2 separate regions of the Homo sapiens genome follow, and region 2 is linked to region 1. A link is an interaction called in ENCODE POLR2A ChIA-PET data of the cell type or tissue named here. Cell type or tissue: B cell. All regions are shown on one strand. Each heading gives the region's core, and the rest is flanking DNA. Links, peaks and the distances in the headings are about the cores only.

Region 1 (4,384 bases), core at 316-4,315:
ACTTCAACCTTAATTTTAAAAGAAGCAGTGAGCCCCCAAATTTTAGATGATGAACTGGTTTGGATTGCTACCTCCTTTCCTGAAAGTCAACCGGGGAGAAACTGTGGAAGCCAGAGGGAAGCAGATTCCAGAACCAACAGAAAATCAAAATGAGGCCATCCTTCTTCTGTTTGCCTCTACTTCCTCTCTGATTGAAGCTGTCTTTTCTTTCTTCCTTTTTCTTTTTAGAGACAGAATCTTACTCTGTTGCTCAGGCTACAGTGCAGTGGCACAGACACGGTTCACGGCAGCCTCAACCTCCTGGGCTTCAGCAATCCTTTTTGCCTCAACCTCCTGAGTAGCTGGGATTACAGGTGTGCACCACCATGCCTGGCTATTTTTTTTTTTTTTTTTTTTGGAGACAGAGTCTCGCTGTCACCCAGGATGGAGTGAAGTGGCGCGATCTAGGCTCACTTCCATCTCCCGGGTTCAAGCGATTCTCACACCTCAGCCTCCTGAGTAGCTGGGACTACAGGCTTGTGCCACCATGTCTGGCTACATTTTTGTATTTTTAGTAGAGACAGGGTTTCACCATATTGTCCAGGCTGGTCTTGAACTCCTGAGCTCTGGCAATCTGCCCACCTCGGCCTCCCAAAGTGCTAGGATTACAGGCGTGAGCCACCGCGCTATTAAAAAAAAAACCATTTTTAAAATTTTTTTATTTGTAAAGACAAGATCTCTCTATGTTGCCCAGGCTAGTCTCGAACTCCTGGGCTCAAGTGATCCTCCCGCCTTGACCTCCCAAAGTGCTGGGACTATATAGGTGTGAGTCAATTCACTCAGCCAGATTGAGGCTGTCTTAAACCTGTGTCTGGGAGGTAGGTAGTTGTGCCTGGGGTAGAGGGCTGTGGTGGGGATGGTGGACGGTCTGGAAGAAAGTGTTTCTGTTTTTTTGTTTTTGTTTTTGTTTTTGTTTTGAGATGGAGTCTTGTTCTGTTGCCCAGGCTGGAGTGCAGTGGAGTGATCTCGGCTCACTGCAACCTTCGCATCCCAGGTTCAAGCTATTCTCTTGCCTCAGCCTGCTGAGTAGCTGAGATTACAGGCGCCCGCCACTATGCCTGGCTAATTTTTTTCTGTTTTTAGTAGAGATGGGGTTTCACCATGTTGGCCAGGCTGGTCTCGAACACCTGACCTTGTGATTCGCCTGCCTCAGCCTCCCAAAGTGCTGGGATTACAGGCGTGAGCCACCGCGCCCAGCTAGTTTTTAAAAATGTATTGACATATTTAGATTTTTTGGATATATTTGGAAAACTGCCTGTTTGACCAGGACCTGTTTGGTTTGGTTTGGTTCTGCCTTGCCTTTTGCTGGAGTTCTTTTAGGACAAACCTTCACTTTCTTCAGGATTAAGTATTTGTGGGGTGACTGACACTGGCAATACAAAAGCTCTGCAAGGGTGAAGCAAGCAGGAACATCTGTCACTCTTCCTTCTTCTCCAACCCCCAGGCTGTGGGATCAATGTAGCAAGACTACTTGATCTCAGGGTCTCTTCTTTCTAAGAGGTTGAGGTGGAACCTTAGGCAGTGGAGCTGCTCGGAGGAGTGGCAGGCAAAGGGAAGCAGCCACAGTTCCTGGGGTGACCTGGGGTGAAGGGGGGCTTTTGGTTCTGGGGCTCATATCCCTCTGTCTCCTTGAATTCATGAGGGCTGATCTAAATTCAGGCCTAAACTTTGACTCTTCCTCACTACTTATTTCCAGACAAATAAGCTGATAGAGGTCCAATTTGATTCTGATTATTTAGCCATAAACTGATTTTTTTTTCCATTTTATCATTCTGTTTTCCTTCTTCTTTTCCTGTGCTACATGCTTTATCTTTTTGTCCATTTATTTATTTATTTATTAGAGATGGAGTCTTGCTCTGTCACCCAGGCTGGAGGGCAGTGGTGCTATCTCGGTTCGCTGCAACCTCCGCCTCCCTGGTTCAAGCAATTCCCCTGCCTCAGCCTCTCGAGTAGCTGGGATTACAGTCGCATGCCAACAGGTCTGGTTAATTTTTTTTGCATTTTTAGTAGAGATGGGGTTTCACCATGTTGGCCAGACTAGTCTCAAACTCTTGACTTCAGGCAGTCCCCCTGCCTCGGCCTCCCAAAGTACTGGGATTACAGGCGTGAGTTACGGTGCCCGGCCTTTTTTTGTCCTTTAAAACTGTTCCTGGCCGGGTACAGTAGCTCATGCCTATAATCCCAGTGCTTTGCGAAGCTGAAGCCAGAGGATCATTTGAGGCCAGGAGTTCAAGACCAGCTTGGGCAACACAGTGAGACTCTGTCTCTACAAAATTAATAATAAAATTAGCCGGGTGTGATGGTACCCGCTTATAGCTTCTTCAGGAGGCTGAGGTGGGAGGATTGCTTGAGCCTAGGAGTTCAAGGGTGCAGTGAGCCATGATTGTGCCACTGCACTCCAGGCTGGGTGACAGAGTGAGATCTCCATCTGTTCCCACTGTGGCAATCTCCTCCACAAAGTAAATATTATTTCTATGTTTGTTTCTTATACAATTGTTTGCATGTTCAGAATTCTCCCTGGCTTTATTCTTCTTTGGCTACTATGGGGTTGATAATATGTGAAACATTACTTGGACACAAGAACAGCAACATTGTTGAATTGTATGTAGTTCACAAAGACCATTCATTATAGCTAATGCCATCTGTTGGTGGAGGGAAGAGTTGACATTCTTTTTTTCTGTGACTGTAGACATTGAAATGTAAGGGGAGAAGCTTGTCTATACATGTTATTCAGAGGCTTTAAAAATAATTCGCTGTATATAGTAGATACTTTTCCTTGTAAATATATAAATAGATCTATTTTATTTATTTATTTTTTGAGATGGAGTCTCGCTCTGTCACCCAGGCTGGAGTGCAATGGCTCGATCTCAGCTCACTGTAACCTCCGCCTCCCAGGTTCAAGTGATTCTCCCTGCCTCAGCCTCCAGAATAGCTGGGATTACAGGTGTGCGCCACCACACTTGGCTAATTTTCGTACTTTTAGTAGAGACGGGGTTTTGCCATGTTGGCCAGGCTGGTCTTGAATTCCTGACCTCAGGTGATCCCCCTGCCTTGGCCTCCCAAAGTGCTGGGATTACAGGCATGAGCCACCGCTCATGGCCTAGATCTATTTTATTTTAAAATATCTTTGTACTGTTCCATAGTATGGGTGTACCATAATTTATTCAACCATTCCCCAATTGATGGGCATTTAGGTGGTTCCTATATTTTATTTTTTTGAAATGGAGTTTTGCTCTTGTTGCCCAGGCTGGAGTGCAATGGAGTGATCTCAGCTCACTGCAACCTCTGCCTCCTGAGTTCAAGCGATTCTCCTGCATCAGCCTCCCGAGTATCTGGGATTACAGGTATGCGCCACCAGTCCCGGCTACTTTTTGTATTTTTAGTATAGATGGGGTTTCACCATGTTGGTCAGGCTGGTCTCGAACTCTTGACCTCAGGTGATCCACCTGCCTCAGCCTCCCAAAGTGCTGGGATTACAGATGTGAGCCACCACGCCTGGCCTTATTTTTTATTTATTTTTTTGAGACAGAGTTTTGCTCTCGTTGCCCAGGCTGGCATGCAGAGGCATGATCTTGGCTCACTGCAACCTCTGCCTTCTGGTTTCAAGCGATTCTCCTGCCTCAGCCTCCCGAGTAGTTGGGATTATAGGCGCCTGCCACCACGCCCAGCTAATTTTTGTATTTTCAGTAGAGGTGGGGTTTCCCCATGTTGGCCAGGCTGGTCTCGAACTCCTGACCTTGTGATCCGCCCGCCTTGGCTTCCCAAAGTGCTGGAATTACAGGTGTGAGCCACCACGCCCGGCCTTTTTTTTTTTTTTTTTTTTTTTTTAAGTAGAGGTGGGTTTTCACCATGTCGTCCAGGCTGGTCTCAAATGCCTGACCTTGTGATCCGCCTGGCTTATCTCAAATGCCTGACCTCAGGTAATTTGCCCACCTCAGCCTCCCAAAGTGCTGGGACTGCAGGCATGAGCCATGGCACCCAGCCCTAAATAAAGCTTTTTGTTTGTTTTTTTGAAACAGAGTCTCGCTCTGAGACCCAGGCTGGAATGCAGTGGCACGATCTCAGCTCACTGCAACCTCTGCCTCCCAGGTTCAAGTGATTCTCCTGCCTCAGCTTCCCGAGTAGCTGGGACTACAGGCATGTGCCACCACACCTGGCTTATTTTCAAATTTTTGTTTATTTTTTTTTTTGAGTCAGGATCTTGCTCTATTGCTCAAGCTGGAGTGCAGTGGCATGATCATAGCCCACTTCAGCCTTGACCTCTGGGCTCTGTGATCCTCCTACCTCAGCCTCCCAAGTAGCTAGACTACAGGTGTGCACCACCATCCCTAGTTAATTTTTTTTT
Region 2 (4,384 bases), core at 279-4,278, 130 kb before region 1:
CCTCCATGAATGGCAGCTTATATAGATGCTATATATGTGAACACATTAGAGCTTTCTCCTCACTTTCTCAAGTTCTTTGCTAGTTGGTAACCAATGAGAGTGACGATGTCATCTCTATTGTGCCCTTGGGCTGGTAGGAGGAGTGTCAAAGAGGGAGATGAGAGGCAGGAGGGAAGGGTGGGACAGGAAAGCAGAGGGGGAAGACCCTGTCTCCACTCAAGACTTTTAGAGATGAAAGAACAGGAAGCTGAGATTGTGCCAGGGAGCACCTGCTAGCTTGCCGTCATGACGAGAGCCCTGGATTAAGGAGATAGGAAGGATGCTGGTTCCAGTCCCAGGTGGAACTGATGGCTGTGTAACCTCAGGCACAATAGCCTCCTTCTCAGTAGGTCCATCTGCACCAGGAGTGTTTTTTTTTTTTTTTCTTCTAGAGTCTTGCTCTGTCACCTAGGCTGGAGGCTGGAATACAGTGGCGAGATCTCAGCTCACTGCAGCTGCCTCCTTCCAGCTTCAAGCAATTTTCCTGCCTCAGCCTCCCAAATAGCTGGGATGACAGGTGCCTGCCACCATTTTTCTATTTTTAGTAGAGATGGGGTTTCACTATTTTGGCCAGGCTGGTTTTGAACTCCTGACCTCAGGTGATCCACCCGCCTCAGCCTCCCAAAGTGCTGGAATTACAGGTGTGAGCCACTGCACCCTGCCAGGAGTGGTTTTTTGATGAGATCTCAAAAGGTCCTTCAAACATGGCAGTTATGCAATTAATCACATGGGGCAGAAAACAGGGGTGTTGTCAGATTGCAAAAGAGCTGGCGAGAGAAAGGCAGATCACGAAAGCCTGGGGCAGAAGTTCTCAAACTTCGTGGTCTCAGCGACCCTTTACCGTCTTAAAAGTTACCTTGGCAATAAATAGCTTTTGTTGATGTAGGTTACACCTATTAGTACTTGCTGTATTAGAGACTAAAACTGAGAACTTAAAAAAAATTAATAATCCTATTGCATGTTAATAGAATTTTTTTTTTTGAGACCGAGTCTCAGTCTGTCACCCAAGCTGGAGTGCAGTGGTGCGATCTCGGTTCAATGCAAACTCTGCCTCCCGGTTTCAAGCAATTCTTCCACCTCAGCCTCCTGAGTAGCTGGGACCACCACACCTGGCTAATTTTTGTGTTTTTAGTAGAGACAGGGTTTCACTATGTTGGCCAGGCTGGTCTTGAACTCCTGACCTTGTGATCCACCCGCCTTAGCCTCCCAAAGTGCTGGGATTACAGGCATGAGCCACCACGCCCGCCCTGAAGTAACATATTTTTAAATGAAAATAACTTTTTGTGGCAAATCTCTTTAATTGTCTGGTTTATGAGAAGGCAGCTGGATTCTTATCTCTGCTTCAGCATGCAAACTGTTGCAATATGTTGTTGTGGTTTAACTATGTGAAGAAAATAAATTTGCCACTCTCTCCTGAGTGCTTCCTTTGTGGCAGGCACTGTGAAAGGCCTTTTACAAGCACTGTGTCCTTTTCTGTTGTTGTTCAAATCCATACTATATATTTATTTTTATTTTTATTTTTTGTTTGTTTTTGAGATGGAGTCTCACTCTGTCACCCAGGCTGGAGTGCAGTGGTGCGATCTTGGCTCACTGCAAGCTCCGCCTCCTGGGTTCACGCCATTCTCCTGCCTCAGCCTCCCAAGTAGCTGGGACTACAGGCACCCGCCACCATGCCTAGCTATTTTTTTATTATTTTTTTGTATTTTTAGTAGACACAGGGTTTCACCATGTTAGCCAGGATGGTCTTGATCTCCTGACCTTGTGATCCGCCCGCCTCAGCCTCCCAAAGTGCTGGGATTACAGGCGTGAGCCACCGCGCCCGGCTTTTTTTTTTTTTTTTTTTTTTTTGAGATGGAGTCTTGTTCTGTTGCCCAGGCTGGAGTGCAGTGGTATGATCTCAGCTCACTGCAAGCTCCGCCTTCCAGGTTCACACCATTCTCCTGCCTCAGCCTCCCAAGCAGCTGGGACTACAGGCGCCCACCACCACGCCCGGCTAATTTTTTGCATTTTTAGTAGAGACGGGGTTTCACCGAGTTAACCAGGATGGTCTCGATCCCCTGACCTTGTGATCCGCCTGCCTCAGCCTCCCAAAGTGCTGGGATTCAGGCTTGAGCCACCACGCCTGGCCAATTTTTTTTTTTTTTTTTTTTTTTTTTTTTGAGACAAAGTCTCACTCTGCTGCCCAGGCTGGAGTGCAGTGGCACGATCTTGGCTCACTGCAAGCTCCGCCTCCCAGGTTCAAGTGATTTTCCTGCCTCAGCCTCCTGAGTAGCTGGGATTACAGATGTGCACCACCATGCCCAGCTAATTTTTGTATTTTTAGTAGAGACGGGGTTTCACCATGTTGGCCAGGCTGGTCTCCAACTCCTGACCTCAGGTGATCCAACCACCTCCACCTACCAAAGTGCTGGGATAACAGGCGTGAGCCACCACACCTGGCCCGTACTATATATTATTTTTAAATGTTTTCATTCTATTTTTGATGGACAAATAATAATTGTATATATTTATGGAATACAATGTGATATTATGATACACGTATCAAAATTGCTAAAAGAGTAGATTTTAAATGTTACCACAAAGAAATGCGCTGTCTCCTTTATCCTCCAAACTGCCCTTGGAGATAGACTGTCTCATTTTCACGATCTTATCTATGAGGAACCAGAGGCTCAGCTAGACTGGATTTGCCGAGGTCACAAAGTTTGTAAATGGCAGAGTCAGAATTCAGACTCATATATCTGGTGCCAGACCCTGACCACAGAAGTTGGGCAGCCTAGATGTGAAACCACCTTTGCAAAATTATGACTGAGACTGTGAAAGAGATCTAACTTAACTGACTCCATCTTGCTTCTAACCTCCAAGGTGTCCTTGTTCATTCCTGGGCTGAACTAACTTTGGGAGAAACTTAGTTTAAAACTAAGACAATAACAGCCCTTTCCCAAAGTACACCTCCTTCTTGGCTGGGGACTAGATTGCCTTTGTAGGACTAATATTAGGCACAAGATTAGAAATTATGGTTTAGGGTCTGGTGTGGTAGTTCACGCCTGTAATCCCAGCACTTTGGGAGGCTGAGGCGGGTGGATCACTTGCGGTCAGGAGGTAAGACCAGCCTGGCCAACATGCTGAAACTCCGCCTCCACTAAAAATACAAAAGTTAGCCAGGTGTGGTGGTGCATGCTGTAATACCAGCTACTCGAGAGGGGGAGGCAGAAGAATCACTTGAACCTGGAAGGTGGAGGGTGCAGTGAGCTGAGATTGCGTCACTGCACTCCAGCCTGGGCGACAGAGGGGTCTCTGTCAGAAAGAAAGAAAGAAAAGAAAAAAAAGAAAGAAAAGAAAGAAAGAGGGAAGGAAGGAAAGAGAGAGAGAGAAAGAAAGAAAGAGAAAGAAAGAAAGAGAAAGAAAGAAAGAGAAAGAAAGAGAAAGAAAGGAAAGAGAAAGAAAGGAAAGAAAGAAAGAAAGGAAAGAAAGAAAGAAAAGAAAGAAAGAAAGGAAGGAAGGTTTAGGAGTCATGCAGCTGGAGGCTACAAGATTCTGACCCTCCCTAAACTGCTCCTGCGATCAGTGCTTGAGATACTTTGCAGACCCTGCACTTGATGGATCAGCTGGCACCACCCAAATCCATAAACTGGCTCATGTGATCTTGTGGCCCCCACCCAGGAACTGACTCAGCGCAAGAGGACAGCTTCGACCCCCTGTGATTTCATCCCTGGCCAATCAGCACTCCTGGCTCACTGGCTCCCCGCAACCAAACAAACTGTCCTTAAAAACTCTGATCCTTGAATGCTGGTGGAGACTGATTTGAGTAATAATAAAATTCCGGTCTCCCGCACAGCCAGCTCTGCATAAATTACTCTTTCTCTATTGCAATTCTCCTGTCTTGATGAATCGGCTCTGTCTAGGCGGCAGGCAAGGTGAACCCCTAGAGGCTTATAGACGGAGGGGCATGGGGTCTCTCTTATACTTCTGGGCAACCATCTCTTCCCTGATCTCTTTTTTTTTTTTTTTTTTTTTGAGACAGTTTCACTCTTGTTGCCCAGGCTAGGGTGCAATGGTGCAATCTCGGCTCACTGAAACCTCCGCCTCCCAGGTTCAAGCAATTCTCTTGCCTCAGCCTCCCAAGTAGCTGGGATTACAGGCATGTGCCACCACGCCTGGCCAAGTTTGTATTTTTAGTAGAAATGGGGTTTCTCCATGTTGATCAGGCTGGTCTTGAACTCCCAACCTCAGGTGAACCGCCCGCCTTGGCCTCCCAAAGTGCTGAGATTACAGGCATGTGCCACCGTGCCTGGCCTCCCTAATCTCATTTTTATCCTTCCCACCTTGGACCATTTTACCGAGCCAC

The links. ChIA-PET counts read pairs that join two places held together with the same protein. Peaks named below come from ENCODE experiments on the same cell type or tissue, not always from the same donor. Only the 100,000 strongest peaks of a DNase experiment are listed, where the experiment ranks them.
Region 2: POLR2A ChIA-PET joins it to region 1 with 6 read pairs; 1 of 35 experiments calls an interaction of 5 or more read pairs at or near these places.

The regions. Positions count from the first base shown.
Region 1 is chr1:24,025,593-24,029,976 of GRCh38, forward strand. LOC105376863 (a long non-coding RNA gene) reads left to right here. Exons shown (of 3, transcript XR_947072.3): 3 at 3,286-3,383. Among named protein-coding and RNA genes, the nearest start is that of MYOM3-AS1, 39 kb to the right of the region's middle. In B cell, for the core only: a CTCF peak has its summit at 2,689 (motif pointing left); a DNase peak (open chromatin) is centred at 2,669; H3K27ac peaks cover 34 bases.
Region 2 is chr1:23,896,473-23,900,856 of GRCh38, forward strand. All of the region lies in intron 1 of CNR2 (cannabinoid receptor 2), which reads right to left. Among named protein-coding and RNA genes, the nearest start is that of CNR2, 15 kb to the right of the region's middle. RefSeq lists enhancers at 626-685, 736-865. In B cell, for the core only: no CTCF peak of the experiment used is centred there; no DNase peak of the experiment used is centred there; H3K27ac peaks cover 2,870 bases.